4 separate regions of the Mus musculus genome follow, and all the other regions are linked to region 3. The links are chromatin loops, found by intact Hi-C in ENCODE. Cell type or tissue: gastrocnemius. All regions are shown on one strand. Links, peaks and the distances in the headings refer to the core of each region. The heading gives the core; the rest is flanking DNA.

Region 1 (4,541 bases), core at 1-2,500, 130 kb after region 3:
TTCACAAGTCGAAATCCTGAGCTGAGAATCAGAGTTCGCTTAAGGCCTGAGGAGAAGCGACCTCTGCTAAAGAAGAAGTCCTTGAGGCTGGTCCACGGGCAGCTCTCCTGCTTAAACACAAGCGTGAGCTCAAAGGTCGGCACCACGCTAGCATCACACACGATCCTATCCAGCTTTTTACATACATTTTCAATCTCCAAGTTCACGTGCATAACACAACCCCGAAGGCCGCAGGGCTCCGTGGACGAGAGCCGCAGGACATCTTGAGCAATTCTCTGGGTCAGTTTCTCAGGGACCAAGACCTTAGAGCAACCAAGTTTGGTTTGCTTTGATCTGGACAGACAGTTCTCCAACATTTTAACCAAATTCTGGCATGTTGTCTCTTCAAATACCACCTCGTTGAGGTTGGGCTCAGGGACAACATAATCCCAGTAGTCGAAATCTGAAAGAAATGAAAGTTTTAGTGAACAGAGAAGCAAGGTGTACGAGGTCTTACTGGCATAGTAAGACTGGCCACTTCTAGCTTCATATCTACCTGCTTTTAATACTGCTTTCTCTCATCTCAATTTTGCTGTTAACCATGTAGGTAATAGAACAGGCCTTCTAACCTTTCAGGACTGAAAGCTCATCTATGCCCTAAAGACTCTGATAAACATAATGAATAGGTTAAAACAACCCTCTTTTACAATTTCTTCTCTCCCCGTAGTCTTGAGGATTATGTGGCAAAAATCTGTCCAAGGTCATCCAAGATTACTAGTGATCTCCTTTCCCCCTTGCTCTCTCTGTAGGGTTTTCCAAGTTTATTTTAGTTTTTTTTCACAAGTCCATGCAGAACATCTGGAATAAAAATCATCACTATTGCTTAACAAAGGGACCGTTGGCGTGCAGAATGGTTTCAAACGCTGTAAAGTGAGCCTGTCCCAATGCTAATGATCTACCAGCCTTAGTTTTCGTTAGAAGTCCTTACTAGGATGGCCTGGAGGTCCAGTGTTGGCTTTGACCTGTTTGATTCAAGTTTGCTCGCAGAGGAGAGAGGACTTTTGAGGTTCCTGAGTTTATTTATAACCGGGCTGGGTCAGTTTTTCTTAGCTGAGCAAAACAAAACAGTCCCAGGAAAACAAAGTTAGGTTTACTCAGAGGAAAAAAGATAGCTCTGCATTTGGTCACCTACCTTCCAAATTAATCCTACTACTTGGCCGGGTGCCATGCCACACTGCGGCCACGAGCCTTCCTCTCCTCTCCTGGTTTTCTATGTCATTAGCTCACTTAGAGGGCACTGCTTGTTTTTTGTTTTTTGTTTTATTTTTTAAATTCCAACAAATAGATTCCAAATCATATCTGTATTTTTATCCACATTGAAGACAGACAAATTTAGAATTATAATATTATCTTATAGATGAAGAAAATCTAAAGAGCTTAAGCCACTTAATATATGCTCACACCACTCTTCCATAGTTGAATAGTCTGTCAGATTAGAAATTGACGTTTCAAGTTGCAAATGATGATTCCTGTAGAACCAGGGCTGTTCAAGTTTTCTTCTGACATTAATGCACAGTGGGTGCATTTCATAATAGAATCTTACTTAGCAACGAAAAGGAACTCACTGATGAGGTAAGTGTATAACTCTACAACATCACACGGTGGGAAAGCAAACCGAACTGAGAAGAGCATATACACTTATTATTTAACATTCTAAAAGCAAAACTAACGTGGTAACAAAATGCCGAAGGATGGTCTTCTGGAGACGGGAAAGAGAAGGATTAGGTGGCAAACAGAAAAGGGAGAATTTGGGGGGGGGGGGGGAGGGGGGACGGACGTGGTGGTGCTAGCTACACAAGTAAGCGCATGTCTTTAAACACACCCAGCCTGTACACTTAATGTTCCAACCATGAGATAGGGAACTTCATCCCCAAGAGCCTCTTAGCAGACTGGAACAACGCATTATTCCCCTTACGTTTGTTTTTGGTGGGCAGACAATGCAAAGGAAGTTTAGAAAGAGATCTCAGATGGGTTTCATAGTCCTCTGTGTCTCTAGGAGGAGATGAAGTCTCGCGCACTCAGGCAGGGACGCTTACACTAGAGAGGGGCCCCGCAACCTTCGGATAGGAAAGAGGTGGACAGCCCAGAGACTCACCACTTAGCAGACTCCCAGGGTGATAGCCACCGTCCAACAACTCTGAAATGCTGGCCGGGTTCTTACTGCTCAAACTGCCCGTTGCAACCATGGTCAACGGCTCTGTTTCCCTCGCGGAGCAGAACGGATCTTTCCCTAGGCGCTGGGAGGAAAAAGTGAGAAGTTTGCAAAAGCACGCAAGAAGTGCACAGGCTCCTCAGAGTCCCGGCATCGCCAGGGCGAACTAGCCCGGGCACTGCCCTTCCAAAGGGAGGGACCAGCCTTAGCAACTCAAGTTGACAAAGCCCTAGGAGCGGAGGCGCCAACTAAAGCCAACAGGCTGGAAGTAGCTGGAAAGTCAGCACAACTGGGAAGCGACCCTGCCCTATCCCGCCTCCTCGGGTCGCTCACCTGCCGGATTTCACCAGACGCTGAAGGGTAAACCGAGGCAGGCGCCCCTCAGTAGTCCGAAGCTTGGACAGTGGTCCCCTGCACAGTCCTGCAGCAAGCCGAAGGCTGCGGGCCACCGCGCCCACCAGCACAGGCTGCACCCGGCCGCTCCGCCTCCCGAATGGAGAGCGCTTTATAGGTCCCGCCTCTCCTCCTGGCCGGCACGCCCACCTGCGCCACTCGCTCGGGCCCGTGCCCCGGCCCGCCCCTGCAGGGTCAGGTCACCTTTCAGTTCCTTCCCAGGCAGGGGCCCAGGCAAGCCCCTGGGAGTTGGTGATCAGCCTCGCCTTGGGCGGACACCTGCTGCTTCCTGAGTTGGCCACTGGTCACCCTGAGTTGGCCACTGGTCACCCTCCTAAAGAGCATCTCCCTTCGGCCACTAACCTAGATTCTTTGGCGTGAGCCCCTGCCCACAGCTTGCCTGCTTCCAGGCTCAGACTGCTCAGGTTTTGGCTATGGAACTTTTCAAGCAGCTAGAAGCTCCAGGTCCTGTTAGGCATGACCCAAAACTTTGCTGTGTCATTCTGAATAAGTATTTGGCTTAGTTGACACTGTGCTCTGTGAGCATCCTTTATGCCCATGTTCTGACTCTAACCCATCAGCTCCAGTCCGCACCCAGTCTCCCCGCAGGTGGTCGGGATGTGGTAAGGGCTCTCTAGCTTCAGCTGCACTCAGGAATCAATGGGGCATCTTTGGGGATACTACATCTGTGACTAAACCGTTTTTCTCCGCGGCCAGGGCGAGCCTGGCCCTGTTCTAAGACCTGGCTTCGAAAGGCACAGAACTTGAATTGAAGAGGGCCAGTGCCAAGAAACTAAACAAAACCACTAACAGGATCTCAGTTGCCTGCTCCAGCCGCAGGATAGTTAGGAGCAATTGCCATTCCCAGAAGCAAAAGTTCCCGGTGGGCTTGTTTGGGAAGAAGTTTAAGCTTTAGTGGTCTTTAAAAAGCTTGTGGGGCATGAGAATAAAGAGTTGTCCTGCTAGGATAAGCTCTGCGACTCTTTCCGGGGAGTCTTGAGCAAGAGGGAACAGAGGGTCTGGGACACCACTAAAAGCACGATGCCAAACGTTTTCTTCTAACTTTACTAAGCCACCCTTCCTGCTGCCCTGCGCCAGTGGCACAGGGTTTGCAATGGGTGGGCGTTCCCAGCGAGGTTGCTGAGGTTGCTGAGATGGTTGAGGTGGATCAGAAAAGGAAGAGACCGAGATACTTGGGGTGAGGGTGAACCTCATTCAAGGCCAGGTTCCAGCACCACTCCCGCACACTTTGGGTCCCCACGTGCAAGGAAGGACCTGCAGGTTAGGGCCTTGAGAAGTAGGATCCGCTGTCCAGGCTAAAAAAACTCTCAGAAGGAAAAACAACAACAAAAGTGGTAAAGAGAGTGTGATAAACAGATCAGTGGGAGGACACTTGCAGGCAGAGCAACAGAAACTAAAGCCAGCTTGAAGGTCCATTTTTAACTCTCCCGAAGCAGCTGCACTGCTCAAGGTCAGGCAGGCTCAGGCACGGGATGCTGATAGGCTGGGGAAAGCAGATTTCCACTTCTATTTTAATAACAAAAGTGGAAAACAAGCAATCCCATTTAAGCCGGTTAGAATGGGTCCTTTAGCTGCTACAGAGCCGCTGGTCCTTATCTAGTCAGCCTTGTTAATGACAGCTGCGTCCTCCCTGCTTCAAGGAATGTTATTAGTGTTATGATAGTAAGTGATCAGAATGGACGTGGGTAGAATAGAGAAAATGCAGCATTTCCACTCGGGTATTTAGGCATAATTCATACTTCCACCGGGACAAAGTTATAGAAAGTTCTAGAATGTGGTATTTACTTTTGGCTCACCTAGCTACAATTTTATATCACTCTCTGGGCTTTTATCTCAGAAGGCAATTTACCCATATGCAAAAATTTCAAATAAGAGCATTCTTTTTGACTGAACGAGTGATGCTATCAGGAAGCTTAGGGCAGGAGGAATCAGGAGG
Region 2 (4,807 bases), core at 774-3,273, 1.3 Mb after region 3:
TACAGACATGGAAAGGTTAGACCGATAAAGACTGACTGGGGATTCAGGAGAGGAGAATTCAGAAAAAGTATCAGACAGAAGAAAAGACACTTCCAGTCTTTGTCAAGAAGGAATAAAGTAGAAATTGTTCCAGTCCTACGTCATGATCAGCCAAACAACAGTAAAGACATTCTGATTACCCTTTAGCATAAGTTCCCTACCCAAGCTAAACACACACACACACACACACACACACACACACAAACACACACACACACACACAGTTGATATAGTGTGCATTTATTGAGTAAATATTCATGGGTACCATCTGCAATGTACAGCCAGCAAAATAATTTCTTCTATTAAAATATGTCTGATCTATCTGCTGGTCTTGGGATGTAGTTCAGTTGGCAGGTGCTTGCCTCCTGTGCATGAGCCCCTGGGTTTAATATCTGGGTACTACCATAAAACCACATATGATATTATAGGGCTATGATCCTAGAAGTTGGGAAGTAGAGTCAGGATATTTAGAAGAATAAGGTTATTCTTGGCTGTATAGAATGTTCAAGGCCAGCCTGGGCTACAAGAGACCTCATCTTAGACAGCAGCTGTCCAGATGATAGATCTATTCCTGATTTTTAAAGAATCCTCCGTAGTGGTTTCCATAGTAGCTGCACCAGTGTGCAATCCCACCAAGAGTGAATGAGCATCTTGTTTTCTTCTCAGCATTTGTTGGTGCTTGTTTTGTTGATCTTGGCTATTCTGACTGGCACAAGTTGAAAGACTATAGGAGTTTTAATCTCTGCCTCCCTGTTTTCTCAGATATCAAATAAATTTAAAGAGCTCTTGCTCTTGCTCCTTCGCCTGCTTGCTGCGTGAGACTGAGTAACTGCTAGATCCTTGGACTTCCATTCACAGCTGCGACTGAACCATTGTTGGGAATTGGGCTGCCGACTGTAAGTCATCAATAAATTCCTTTACTATATAGAGACTGTCCATAAGTTCTGTGACTCTAGAGAACCCTGACTAATACAGAAGTTTATTTTGCAAGAGCAAATAAATTTAAAGCTAGTCATCTTCATATCTTCTTTTGTGACACTTCAGATCCACAGCCTATTCCCTAAGTGGCCTGGGGTTTTAGGTTTGGTTTTGATTCTTTGTTTCTTGAGTTCTTTGTATTTTCTGAATATGAATCCTTTATCAGACACACGTTTGGCAGGGACTTTCTTTTACTCCATGGGCTTCCTGTTTACGCCATTGTTTCTTTGCTCACACATGCTCTTCAATTATGAGGTTCATTTGTCAATTTTTAACTTCAATTGCTAAGCAAAGGGGGTACATTTTACAAAGCCCTTCTCAGTCCGTGTGTCTGGGAGGATACTGCCATGTTTCTTCTGGCAGGTTCAGTGTGTAGGGTTTTACTTTGAGATCTCTGGTCCATGTTGACTTCTGTGGATGTGACAGATATGGGCCTAATTTAAATCCTTATCCACGTACACCATTAACGGGCACATACTCAAAGAGCTTAATGTCCTACTACAGAGATACTTGCTCAGCCAACACCCCCTCAGATTAAAAAAAATACAGGTCCTAGTAAAATCTTCAAAATGTCATATGGGCTCCCATCTTTCCCTGCTCCTGCACTTGGCAGGACTCCATTATGAAAGTGGACTTACCACCACAACAGGTTGTGGCCTCCCCCACCAGTTTCCTCTTGCCTCTGCACCTCAGGGTGTCCTTACAAACATAAGGGCATCACCAAGCCAACTCATGACTTCTCCTATCCCTCCTCCCTCTGCCAAGGTGAAGAGAGAGCTCCCTGCTTCTCTTTCCTCTGACCCACATAGCTACACTTTCTAAGAACTTACCAAGAAAATAGAGGAAGAGCCTCATAACCCACTGGCCTCCTCCAACCAGGGGAGAGCAGATAGGGCACCCCTCGGTCCCTGAACGAGCTCTGCCTTCCCTTTCTGTTTAGGATTCCTGGACATTTCCAGTTGATGATCACCACACCAGGGCTGGATCCTCACAAAATCAAACTACCATTTTAAACAGATTTCTCCCTACACCTCAGACTTCAAGATGCTTTAGCCAAACACACTGATGCCTTTGGGGCTTTGGACTTGAGACAAGAGTTGCTGTACCCTCTGGCTAAGGAGTCCCAACCCCCGCCCTACTCCCTCCTGGACAGTGGGATGCTACCAAGTGCTTATGCCTGTCTCCCTCTCCCTTTCTACTTTTCAGGGGTCAAAGAGACAGAGTTGCACCCCTCCTGCTGCCACCTGCTGGGCTATTTTGGTGCATGGCCAGTGGGCAAGGCACATCCAGTATGCACATGTGCACATGTAGGGAAGAGGGACCTGCCTGCCTGGTGGGCACCTGCACCACTGACAGCAGAAGCAGAGCAGGCTCTTCCCCGAGTCTTGGCATCTAAATGAAAAGGATCCCAGGGACCCATCAGACCAGCCAGACTGTTGGCCTCACCAGATGCACACTGCCAAGTTGAATCCTCAGGGCTGACTACACGTGCTAGCCATCATAGAGTTGTAAGACCCAAATTTCAGGAATGACAGGCAGGGGTTCACTGCTAAGATTTGAGATGGCATGGCTAGGACAATACAGCCCACCCCAAACTTAAAATTTTTGTGATTCTTTGTCTAAGTTTTGTTTAAATGCTTATTCTTCTCTAATAATAGGAATACCTAAAAGAATATTCATGGTTTTAACCCAAAATTGTATATAGATTGCAAACAGTGGTAATACTGACATATCTAAAGTTTATCTACTTTTGTAAACTTAAAAATTCTTTTACGCTTCAGAGAATCACCTTGGATCTACATCCCACAGGTCAAAAGGACTACATTAACAAATATTATTTAATATTCAATTAATAAAAATAAGGTCACCTACTTCAGACAGTTTATTTTTCACAGGCAAGCTGTTACTGTCTATTCCAGATACCTAAGTATTGTGCCTTTTCCTCTCTCAGCTACCTCAAGCAGATGAGATAAGTCACCTCCATCCCTTTCTGCTTTCCTTACTGCAGCACAGGTGGAAGTCACCTGATTCCCCTTTCAAGAATGCCAACCCGGGATTAAGATTACTCTAACAACTACCCTGTGCCTTTTTCCTAGGCTTATACCAACAGACCACTTGATGTGCTGCCAACCAAACTGTTATAGGCTTAATGTGTGCATTATCCTCTCTCTTCTTCTGGTATAAGGAAAATAAAATAACCCCCTGGGCAGACATTCACCTGCCAGAATTTTGCATTCCTGTGGTGACTATACCACCTGTTTATCTCTATGAGGAAAGGAAGGCAGATGCTGCTCTAGGCAAGATGGAGACAAGAGATGTTCCTTCCTTTGCTGGAAGGAATAGCACCCACCATCTTTCCTGGATCTCTTGAAGCCACGACAGCTGCCTTCATCCAGACACAACCAGCTTACTGGAGACTGCCAAGACAAGCTTGACCAGGCAATGGCTTCCAATACAGACAGTCTCAAGTCCCTTCAACTACAGATAAACTCCCTAGCAGGGGTTGCTCTCCAAAACCAGACAACTCTGAACCAGATGACTTGCATTATGTTGAGGGAGAAATGCTGTGTTAATGAATCTGGGCTGGTGGAGAAAGACTTGAAAAGCTCAGAGATCTCCCCCAAGATCTCCACTGGGATTTCTGAGCATGCTGTGTGCCTGAGACCTAACCCCATGGTATGCAAACCCCTTGTGGCTTGGCTTCTTCCCCTCCTACCACCCTTCTAGCCTCCATGGACACACACACACAGAGGCGTTCTCTCTTTCTCTGCTACAAAATAAAATGTTTAGGGTCTCTGTCTCTGTCTCTGTCTCTGTCTCTGTCTCTCTCTCTCTCTCTCTCTCACACACACCGCACACATGAGAGAGAGAGAGAGAGACAGAGACAGAGACAGAGACAGAGACAGAGAGATACCCTAAACATTTTATTTTGTAGCTTGATTTTAGTCATCCAGATTCAGTGGCTTTGAGGCATCTCGGGTTCAGATGTGCTTCTGGCACACAACTTTGTGTATGGAGTGAACAGAATCGATCTCCTCACAGAGACTGCAGTAAGAAAGCACGGTGAGGTTCTGAGTTTCAGTAGTAAAAGCCTCACACCAGCTGCGGGTCAGCACTGACCACAGCAGTTCCCCAAACCCATGTTGAGTAGAGGTAGCAGCAGCAAGTTAGAAACAGAGATGTTGTTGCTTCATGACCCCTAGTTTCAAAGGTCCTGTTAGCTCTTGGAAGTCATCCTGCCCTTTGACACCTCATGCTTGTGCCCTGCCTTGTTATTTTCCTGCTCAATTTAATTGCGTCGGTTCTTGTTCTGACCAAATTCGGTGTCCTTAAGTTCACTGTTTTCAAGACCATGGGGATTTCTATCCAAATAAAAAAATGCTAAGTTCATGTTGCCCTTTGGTGCCCTGACTTGACATTTCTTTATAGGCAACAATGAGGTCTTAGATCATGCAGGTTACTTAGGAGACAGAGAAAAAGATTTCTACTTTGAAAACTGTTGACTAATTATGACTCACTACCCAGGGAAAGAAATGGCCACTGTTTAAACCTTTGCAAGCTCTAAAGAATCTCTGTATCTTTTAAAAACATCTGAGGCAATTTTCAGGAAACCACCACTTCTATTTGTTAGGACTTGTTAGGACCATGATGAATCAAGCAGGGAATGACAGATACAAAATGGGACCTAAAAATTTAGGGGGAAAAATCAGTTGATATCTGGAAACACACATAGGCCAAGGACAGTCCATAATCAATGCATTAGATAGAAAAGAAATCAGAAAATTTCAAA
Region 3 (4,807 bases), core at 1,379-3,878:
CTGACATTCTCAACTTCAGATTGACCTTGGAAAAGAAATTCTGGGCATGGAAGAGCAACAATAGCCTGCAACACTGTGCAGTGTGACAGTGGGCGTGGCTTTGGTACTTTGACTGCTCGAGGCGATAGATGTAAATGTCCTTGCTTGGTGAGCTGCTGTTCTTCACTTTCTGTTTCTTCTTCTTTCCCCTGTTACTTGTGGAGAAGTGAACGCAGCTGGTGTCCTTGGGGTCTCAGAAGTTTAGAACTAACCTAGCTAAACCCACAGGGCTTTTCAATCAGGAAGAAAAGGCCAGCTATCACTCGTCTTTGATTTCCTAAGCTCTGGGCAATGGCTTCCTAGTTTTCTTTCAGCTGTGCAAACTTCTTACGTGGGTGCTGCTGGGAAGACACTGCATGGACATCTGGGAGGCAGACCCTGCTCTGATTTGTAGAGGTATCAGGGACCAAGAGTCCCCTTCAGCCATCCTTCTCTAGTCATGGCTGATGTGTGGATTTGTGTGGTTGGACCGTGTGAGAGCCCAAGGAACACACTTTGAGATAACTCTAAGGATCCTAAAGTCAAAAGAGCCGTAGTCCCAAAATAATGCTTTTCTGGTTGATTCTAGGTCTTATTTCCGCTGACCTTCCTCCTACCATTTCCTGGATGTTTCCAGATACCACCGGCTACAATGTCACATGCTCAAAGACATCTTTCCTCATGGCTGCATCCAAAATTATCATCTTCTGCTGTGTTTCACATATGGCCACTTGTGACATGTTTTGTGTTGCACGTCTTTTGATGAATTTCCTAGGATTGCCTTTAAAGTTAGCCACAGAGTGAGTGTCTTAAAAGCAACAGGAATACTGCACACTTTCAATCCCCACACTCAGGAGGCAGAAGTAGGCAGGCAGATCTTCAATAACTCAAGGCCAGCTTGGTCTACCATAGCAAGTTTCAGGCCATCCAGGGTTACAGAGTGAGTCCCTGTCTCAAAGCAAGCAAATACCACCCTCCCTACTATCCCCCTCCAGTAATCATCTCCTTTAGTCTTGGGAGATTAGAAACATGAAACTGAGGTGTTGGACTATTGCTGGAGGACCCTTTTATTAAGGTCTCAGTCCATCATGTCCAGAGAGCTCTCCAAGGTCAGCACATGGAGGACACCCTTTCTCAGTGGGATTTCCTCTTTTCTGCCCAGCCTTAATGGGAGAGCATCTCTCAGCTCAGATGTCTTATTCTGAGACGACCTTGCCGAGAGTCTCCTGCAGGTGATTTGTGATTCAGTACACGAGTCTTGGCTCTTCTTCTTGTCCAGATGATAATTCGGTGCTGTTTTGTGACCAATCAGCTCTTCCTGTAGGCAACCCTCAGAACTCTTATATAATTCACCCCTGTAGCAATACGATGAGCTATCTCTCTGAAGCTAAGTCCCAGAAGTTCACAGCCATCCAGGCCCCGATTGCTCTTCTGCTCCCTTTGTCTTCGTGGGTCGTCCTTAGTTTCTACCCTGAGTTTCCTTCATGGTGAGCTATAAGTGGTAAGGTAAAACTTTCCTTCCCCACTTGTTTTTTTTGCTTGATGTTTTATCATATCAACAGAAGGCAAACCAGTGCAGGAGGCTGCCTATAACTGGTTGAAGGATGGGGCTGTTGATGATGGACTGAACTCCCTGCTTTCTGTGACAAAACATATACACCTGTTATGTGTGGTGGCTTAGGTATGAATGCACAGAACTCAGAAGGCAGATGCAGGACAACCAGGAGTTCAAGGCCAGACTGGGCTTCAGGGAACCAATATGTTTCAAAATAAATAAGTGAACAAATAAATACTCGTTCAGTTTGTTGATGTGGTGGTTTGTAACAGGAGCTCAGAGTTCAGAGATAGCTAATGGCTTCCTGTTTCCTTAATCAAACATTACCAAGTTACATTTCTGGTGTGTGTGTATGTGTAACTGTGTGTTTATGCATGTGTGTATGTGTGTGTATATGTTTGTGTGTATGTGTGTAACTGTGTGTTTATGCATGTTTGTATGTGTGTGTATATGTTTGTGTGTGTATGTGTAACTGTGTGTTTATGCATGTGTGTATGTGTGTGTATATGTTTGTGTGTGTCTGTGTGTGTCTGTGTGTGTGATGTGTATGACTGTGTGTCTATGTATGTGTGTGTGTACACGTGTGTGTATGTTTCTGGTTGTGTTGGGATGTGAGTGAATGTTGTCTCCTGTGAACCACAGTGCTTCATTGGCAGGTGGAGGTCTGCAGAACGCGTCTTCTTCCTCTCACCTGCTGAAGTAAGGCAGCGTGTACAAAATATTTCTCCTCTCCAGATCTGCCTGCTGTCGAGTCAGAATCATTTATTATTTATTCCTCAGCACGATAGAGCTTAACTGCTTATTTTCGGCATGATTCGTGAAATAGACACAGGAAGTAGAAAGGCGGGAGCTGTAACTGCCTCCTGTTTGTTGTTTTGTTGTTGAGCAAGGCTGTTGGAGACTCTGGTCCACGCCTTGTCTTAAGTCTGTGGAGTGGATCTAACACAGGGCCTCATTTGCAGTGTCAGCCAGGCTGTCGCCATGAGAAGCTGGCTCACGGAGGGCAGTCTAAATCTCTCTCCTCTGCTGCAGTCTGCTTTCTTTGTGAAGACTGCTAAGAACATTCCAGAACTCTCTCCAAATATTGAAGTCCTTATCACTTCCTAAACTGGATGTTTGTTCAGGTCTGCCACAAAGCAGTACCAGTACTCTCTCATCAGCAGCTTTCTGTGACCGTGACCGTGCTGGGAAACTCTCCATACCCTGGGAAGAGAAGGAGGACAAGTATGGAAGTCCCATTAGTTATCTATTCGGAGGCTCCTGGCTTTGTTTTCTTAAAGGAAACAACTCGACTGAGTACCACGAGAGGGCGCCAGTGGGCTATGTTAGCGCTGGCGAGGCACTGCACTCCGGCATCCTCCCCACTCCCATTCCTTCCCACACTGCGGGGGGCAAAAACAACCCGGGGGCGCTGACGTCAGCTAGCCGGAGGCGCCTGCCTCTGTACCCATAGGTATAGTTAATCCCCCAGGAGTGAGGCCGGTGCTTTCTCTGGCAGCCCAATTTTCAGCTTAAATCATTGCCCTAATCTTATTTTAATGTGCATTGGGGCCCTGGCGGCTAGAGTGGGTGGCAGGGGAACAGCATTTAACATCCTTTGGAGTTTGGATTGTGCCGGACACTTCTTAAGCACTTGGGTGGGACAGAGAGACTTAATCTTGCAGCTGCAATCGACCTCAGTAGCCTTTGCCTTATTTGGCAAATTTAATTGGCAACGTTAATTTTGGGGGTTGGGGCTGGGGTAGAAGAGAAGGAAAGGAACACATGTGAAATACTAATATGCGCTGTATGCTTCACAGCGACTGTACGAAGTTGTTAAAAATGCTCAGTTTAGCAGAGACATTGAGAGAGATCAGAGCCTTCAGTCAGACAGCTTGCAATTGGCCCGTGGAGCCCTCCATTGGCCAGTCCCAGAACCACAGTCTGGGATCTGCTACCTGTGCGGCTTGCCTCTCTCTTGGGAGGCAGAGGCAGGCCAATTTCTGAGTTCTAGGTCAGCCTGGTCTACAGAGTGAGTTCCAGGACAGCCAGGGCTATAAGGAAAAACCCTGTCTCGAAAAACCAAAACCAACCAACCAAAACAAAAAACACACCCCCCAAACAAACAAACAAACAAAAACATCCCATCATCAACAACAACAAATCAAAACCAAAACAAAAAAAAAAGTTTTACAGGAAACTTGGCAAGAATGGAACAAAACCCACATTCCAAGGGGAACTAGCCCTTTTCAGGACAGTAGAATAAAGTCTAAATTTAACCACTCAGATGTGAGTTAACCAGCAGTTGTCTACAATGTATCTTGCCTGACTCAGAGGGTCCAATGTGCTTACAACAAAGTAGCAGAAAAGCACTGGCTAGCCGAAGGGCGGGCGTTGTTTGATTGGTGTGACATCCACCGGCTGTATTTACATCAAGTAAATGAAGAGAAGAGAGCAGTTTATCTGATGACATGGCTCGTCATCACATTGCAGGCACCAAAAAGGGGTATAGTGACCCGGGACATGGGGTGTGAGGGGAGTGACACAGTGCCCAGGGCAGTGTCTATAAATGGTGAGTCAGAATTCAATGATGCTTTCAGAACGGCGATGGGCCCACTGCCTGCATCCCAGACTTCTTCAGCTTAAGCCCACATCCCAGATAAGTAAATGAAGTCCGTGCACTAAAAGCATAAACCAAGAAATCAAACTGTAGGCACTTCACAGACCAAAGCACCTCATGAAGGTGCCATGACTCCGAAGTCGGACAGAGAGCCATTAATGTCCTATGGGGCATTAATACATGTTTTTTTTTCCTTCAGGCTTTCTTTTGCTGTTTTGACAGGAGCTGCTTCACCTTCAGGGATTTTTGTTTCATTCTTGAAAAGCTTCATGTAAAACTATGAATAGTCCATTTGGTCAGAGTCCTCAAAGTCAAACTAGAAAGTGAGGCGCAGTGCAGCGAGCCGAGCCCAGTGAGGACCGAGTTAGAACCAGAAGGACCGGTGGTCAAATCCCATGCTCTGTAGTTTTTAGTCACTTGCCTGTGAGTGAAATCTTCACAGTGGTGATGGTTCAGCTTCTTTGTCAACTTGACTGGGTTTAGAATCACACCCTTGGGTGTGTCTGTGAGGGTGTTTCCAGAAATGTTTAAGTGAGATGGGAAGGACTACCCTGAGTATGTCCAGCTCTCCCATAGGCTGGGATCTGATTGAACACAAAGGAGAAATTGGAGCCTGGGTGTGTGTGTGTGTGTGT
Region 4 (4,807 bases), core at 1,138-3,637, 110 kb after region 3:
CAAGCACTAAGGCAGGGAGTGCCTTTGAGCCCAAACTATTCAAGCCAAATACTTCTTTTTTTGCAGAATCCAGCCATTCATTTACTTATTAATGTTTTTATTAACATGTACTAATTATACAGAATGAGTTTCATTATGAAGATTTTAGTCTTCTTATCCTCTCTTTTAAATTTAATTTAGCTCTCTCCTCTAGCCTGGCAAGATGCCCAAAGAAAGAAAGCCAAGGCGAAGAAGGTGGCTCCAGCGTCCACCAGAGTCAAGAAATAGGAGGCCAAAAAGGTGGTCAATCCTTTGAGAAAAGGCTCAAGAACTCTGGCATTGGGCAAGACATCCAGCCCAAAAGAGATCTCACATGCTTTGTCAAATGGCCCCGCTACATCAGGCTGCAGTGGCAAAGAGCCACCCTCTATAACTGGCTCAAAGTACCTTCTGCCATTAACTCAGGTCTTGGACAGGCAAACAGTTACTCAGCTGCTTAAGCTTGCCCACAAGTACAGTCCAGAGACAGAGCAAGAGAATAAGCAAAGGCTACTGGTCCATGCTGAGAAGAAAGCTGCTGGCAAAGGGGAAGTCCCAACTAAGAGACCGCCTGTCCTCTGAGCAGGAGTCAATACAGTCACCACCTTGATGGAGAACAAGAAGGCTCAGCTGGTGGTGACTGCCCATGATATAGACCCAACTGAGCTGGTGGTTTTCCTGTCTGCCCTGTGTCAAAAGATGGGGGTGCCCTATTGCATCATCAAGGGAAAGGCCAGCCTGGGGTGCCTGGTCCACAGGAAGACATGCACTACTGTTGCCTTCACACAGGTTAACTTGGAAGACAAGAGTGCTCTGGCTAAGCTGCTGGAAGCTATTAGGACCAAATATAATGGCAGATATGATGAGATCTGCCGCCACTGGGGAGGCAGCGTCCTGGGTCCCAAGTCTGTGGCACACACTGCCAAACTAAAATGGCAAAGGTTAAAGAACTTGCCACTAAACTGGATTAAATGTATACTAAGTTTTCTTTACATAAATATAATAACAAAATTAAAAAAATTATTTTTTTGGCAGTTTCATATATGAGTATTTTATTTACCTAATTTCCACCACTGCTTCTCACTCTGACTTCTCCTGTGTCCTCTCACTCCATCTCAGATTAATGACTTCTGTCATTGTTACATAAACACATATACACACATACACATACACGCAAATGTTCATATAAACAAAGCCTGCTCAGTACACTTAGTATTTCCAGCATGTCCGTATTTTTAGGTCTAGCTGTTTGAGGTTGAATACCTTGTCAGGCCTCAGGGCTCTGGAGAGTACTGCCTTCCCTGCCCCCCACCCCATTTTTTAGCAGTCATTAATTATCTGCAGCCCTTCATCTAGGGGTGAGGCCTCGTGAGACTCATCAGCACTGACATGTCAACTGGTGTTGACCCTGTGCAGGCCTTGTTTAGGTGTTGTTTCTGAAGCTTCCATTTCATGTATAGAAAATACTATTTCCCAGCAGACATTCTGTTCCTTTTACAAGCCTTCTGCCCCCCCCCCCCTTTTTTTGCTATGTTCCCTGAGCCTTAGGTGTAGGGGATTGGGTTGTAGATGCATCAGTTGGCATTGAGCACCCCAGGGTCAGTTTCAGGAAAAGATATTTCAAGATCTTTAAATACTGTATTGCTTCGTAAAATATGGAAATGCTGTAAATTTCTCAAAACCTAATTATTTCTCTTAAAAGCTTCAGTGGAGTTCAAATTTGGAATAATCTAAATAGAAACTCAAAATAATATAAACAAGGAAACAGGTTTCCTTTCAAATGTTAAGTTTATCTGGATGTAAAATACATTAAAGTTGTGATTTTCTTTTTAAAGACATCAGTGATCTTTCTTTTACATGAAGTTAGGATTTATTACATATTATTTGAGCTGAGTACAGAAATGAGCATTACTATTTAGCTGACACAGGTACAAAAGCCAGTATTACATTTCCACTGCGACCATCCCTAAGGGTTTTCTTGTGTCTTGAGTTAGGAGGACAGTGGGACATCATGGCCTCTGATGACCAGCGGATTGATTTACATTATATTTAGAAACAGAGCCTCCCACGGGCTGCATCCAACTTCTTGTCAACAGTGTTAGCATTTGAAAAAATAGCCTTATTTTCTTTACCTAAGCCAAAGGTTGCCTAGGTTATGTTTGGATGTATCTCAGGGATGCAGTCCGGACTGATTTTCTTACTTCATTTGTGATGATAATACAACCTGCCTTAACATATGAATGAAACTGTTCCTTTTAGGATCTTTCTACATTCTCAAGAGAACAAATCAGTGAGGTCTCCAAAAAAGAGGAAGAATAACACACAAAATTTGACATATTTCTTTGGAGCATGCACCAAAGTAAAGATGTGTGAGTTACTTACACATAGCTCTGGTCACAATTTAAATAATGATATGCAAGTTACTTAAACTTAGCTGTTGTCACGATTTCCCCTGCAGCACACACCCAGCAGCAGCAGGACTTTCTGTGGGAGCACCTGCATTTCCGGTTCTTACCCTTAAACTTTCTTTGAAATTCGAGAGAGAGAGAATTATTACAGCTGCTGACCGGAGCTGCCAAATTGGACATATGTTTAAAGCAGGAACGGTGACAGATTCTTATTGAAAAGAATACATGCGTTTTCACAGCCTCAGAAATAGCCCAGGCAAAGAAAATGGAGATCACTGAACGACTCTGAGAGGCAGGATTGGCCAAGTGGAGAATCCTGAGGATGGAGTCTTCTCTTTGTATGCGTTAAGGAAATCCTCGGAGGTATTCAGTTGCCTTCTGCATAGGAGACCATAAGGCAATGAAATCAGGGGACTAGAATGCAGCCCTTTCTCTGTTCACAGGAGGGGCTTGCATTCATCATGGGTATGCTATTGCTGCAAGGGACAGTAGGCTTTATTTGACACCATTAGGTTTCTCAAGAAAAGACAGATATTTGAATTTGGTTGTGCAAGTTGCTGGGCCACTGTGTACAACTGCACAGATTAGAAAGGTATGGTCTTTCCATCTATTAGTGAGAAATAATAAACAAAAATTGTATAAGTATGAAATGTGACCCATGGACAGTAGTCTGAAACCCTTTGGTTTAAACTTATTCAATAGTTTCATTATTATTACCGATCCCTGCATTTACAATTTGGCTTTTAGCAGCTCAAATTCTTTGGACTTTTAGGGTTAGATTAAGTGAATGCAATCTTTACAACATGAACACACGTTTCATATATTTGTGTCTAGTTCTCATAGTTCCTTTAATCTAGATTTGGACTCCATGAATCCCATCAAAATGCAAACAGCCATTCGTTCAGCAACTCTGAAAGCGGGTTAGTGAATGCGCAGTAGCCCCTAGACCTAACACTTGCTTTAGTTTTGGAGTCTAAAATCTGGCCTAAACCCAACCAACATGGCCAGGCCATCCTAGGAGAACTTCACTCTCTGGCCTGCCTTTTGGAGAGCTTTAAAGATCTGCCACCTGTGGAGCCCTTCCTGCCAAGTCCTTGAACCTGTGAACCTGTGTAAAGCTGCCAAGGTATTTGGTGAGTGGGAGCCGAAAATAGTCTGCTGAATCCACACCTGGCATTCGGGACACTTGAGAGGCTTTAGCCTCCTGGTGACCTCGTGCGCATTAAAGCACATCCTCTTTGGCTAATTTCCTTTCAGTGTGGGACTAGTGTCCACCAGAAAGGCAAGGCTATGCTTAAAAATGAAGAGCAGATGACTAAGTGTGTATGGTGTGCCCGCACAGGACCTTTGTGTCTGTAAGACATTCTGTGGTCATATAATACTACGACCTTGATGCTAGCCCAATTTCTAAAAATGTATTTTCGCTTTTATTCATGCATATGTATATGTGTGTTTCTGTATTAGTATCTACCATATATGACTGGATACCCAGAAAGGCCAGATGAGGGTACTAGATCCCCTGGAACTGGAGTTACAGGTGGTTGTGAGCTACCAATATGGGTGGTAGAAACCAAACTCTAGTCTTCCTTCTATGAGTGTAGTATGTTCTTAACTGTTGAGCTATGTCCCTAGAGCACCACCTTCCCACAGTCCCCTGCTTGCCAGCCTTGCTCTTTGAAACAATGAGATTGAAGACAACAGATGTAAGACCACATGGCTATTTAGTGATAGACCAGGCTAGGAACCCGGGCTCTGGTTTCAAGCACGTGAGTTTTCATTGCTTGGCCTGGTTCCCTGGCCTAACACCCAGTTTTGAGCTCTTTACAGGTCAGGAGTAACTGTGGATAGCACCTACTTTGGTTGGTTTCCTCACCCACTCTCTGCGGTATGTCCGGCTCTCTTAGTTTTCTGGGACTGTAACAAATAGCCCGCATTGTCAGAAAATTTGCATAATTTTGGCTCTCAGTTTTGGAGGGTGCATCCAGGGCCAACTGACTCCGTGGCTTTAGGTGTTCGGGCAAAGCAGCATCTCATTTCAGAAGTTCAAGGCGGAACAAAGCTGATCATGTTAAAGCTGTGAGTTCGAAGAGGGGATGAGGAAGAATTTGGGTCCATAATCTCCTTGGTGACATTCATCCAGTAACCTAAAAACCTTTCACTAGGCTCTACCTTTTCCAGATTTCACTACCTCCTGATGGCATCCGTCTGGGGACTGTATGTTTCACACGCTGACCTTTGAAGCGCCCTTGGGATGCTAGCTATAGCAAGCTTTCAATCAGCTGGATTTATGCTATGTTCGTCACACAGCTCCACCCCAGTCTACAAAGATGCAGGCAAAGGTTTGCACTGTTCATTCCGTTGTCATGAACATCTGTCTGCTT

What was found. Peaks named below come from ENCODE experiments on the same cell type or tissue, not always from the same donor. Only the 100,000 strongest peaks of a DNase experiment are listed, where the experiment ranks them.
Region 1: a loop joins it to region 3, with 4 times the contacts of the local background. A loop is called at or near these places in 5 of 42 quality-filtered maps.
Region 2: a loop joins it to region 3, with 6 times the contacts of the local background. A loop is called at or near these places in 2 of 42 quality-filtered maps.
Region 4: it touches region 3 in a loop (3-fold over the local background); 2 of 42 quality-filtered maps call a loop at or near these places.

What each region holds. Positions count from the first base shown.
Region 1 is chr3:137,621,867-137,626,407 of GRCm38, reverse strand. Ddit4l (DNA-damage-inducible transcript 4-like) reads right to left here and starts at 2,736. Exons shown (of 3, transcript NM_030143.4): 1 at 2,525-2,736; 2 at 2,135-2,276; 3 at 1-442. The coding sequence starts at 2,225. In gastrocnemius, for the core only: no CTCF peak of the experiment used is centred there; a DNase peak (open chromatin) is centred at 1,194; H3K4me3 peaks cover 2,500 bases; H3K27ac peaks cover 2,500 bases.
Region 2 is chr3:136,439,791-136,444,597 of GRCm38, reverse strand. It overlaps 1700030L20Rik (RIKEN cDNA 1700030L20 gene), which reads left to right. Exons shown (of 5, transcript NR_040592.1): 3 at 802-935. Among named protein-coding and RNA genes, the nearest start is that of 1700030L20Rik, 7.2 kb to the left of the region's middle. In gastrocnemius, for the core only: a CTCF peak has its summit at 2,264 (motif pointing left); a DNase peak (open chromatin) is centred at 2,345.
Region 3 is chr3:137,751,190-137,755,996 of GRCm38, reverse strand. No RefSeq gene overlaps it. Among named protein-coding and RNA genes, the nearest start is that of Mir6380, 30 kb to the left of the region's middle. In gastrocnemius, for the core only: CTCF peaks have their summits at 2,888 (motif pointing right) and 3,480; DNase peaks (open chromatin) are centred at 2,926 and 3,464; H3K4me3 peaks cover 1,100 bases; H3K27ac peaks cover 1,345 bases.
Region 4 is chr3:137,640,195-137,645,001 of GRCm38, reverse strand. No RefSeq gene overlaps it. Among named protein-coding and RNA genes, the nearest start is that of Ddit4l, 19 kb to the right of the region's middle. In gastrocnemius, for the core only: no CTCF peak of the experiment used is centred there; no DNase peak of the experiment used is centred there; H3K4me3 peaks cover 275 bases; H3K27ac peaks cover 2,310 bases.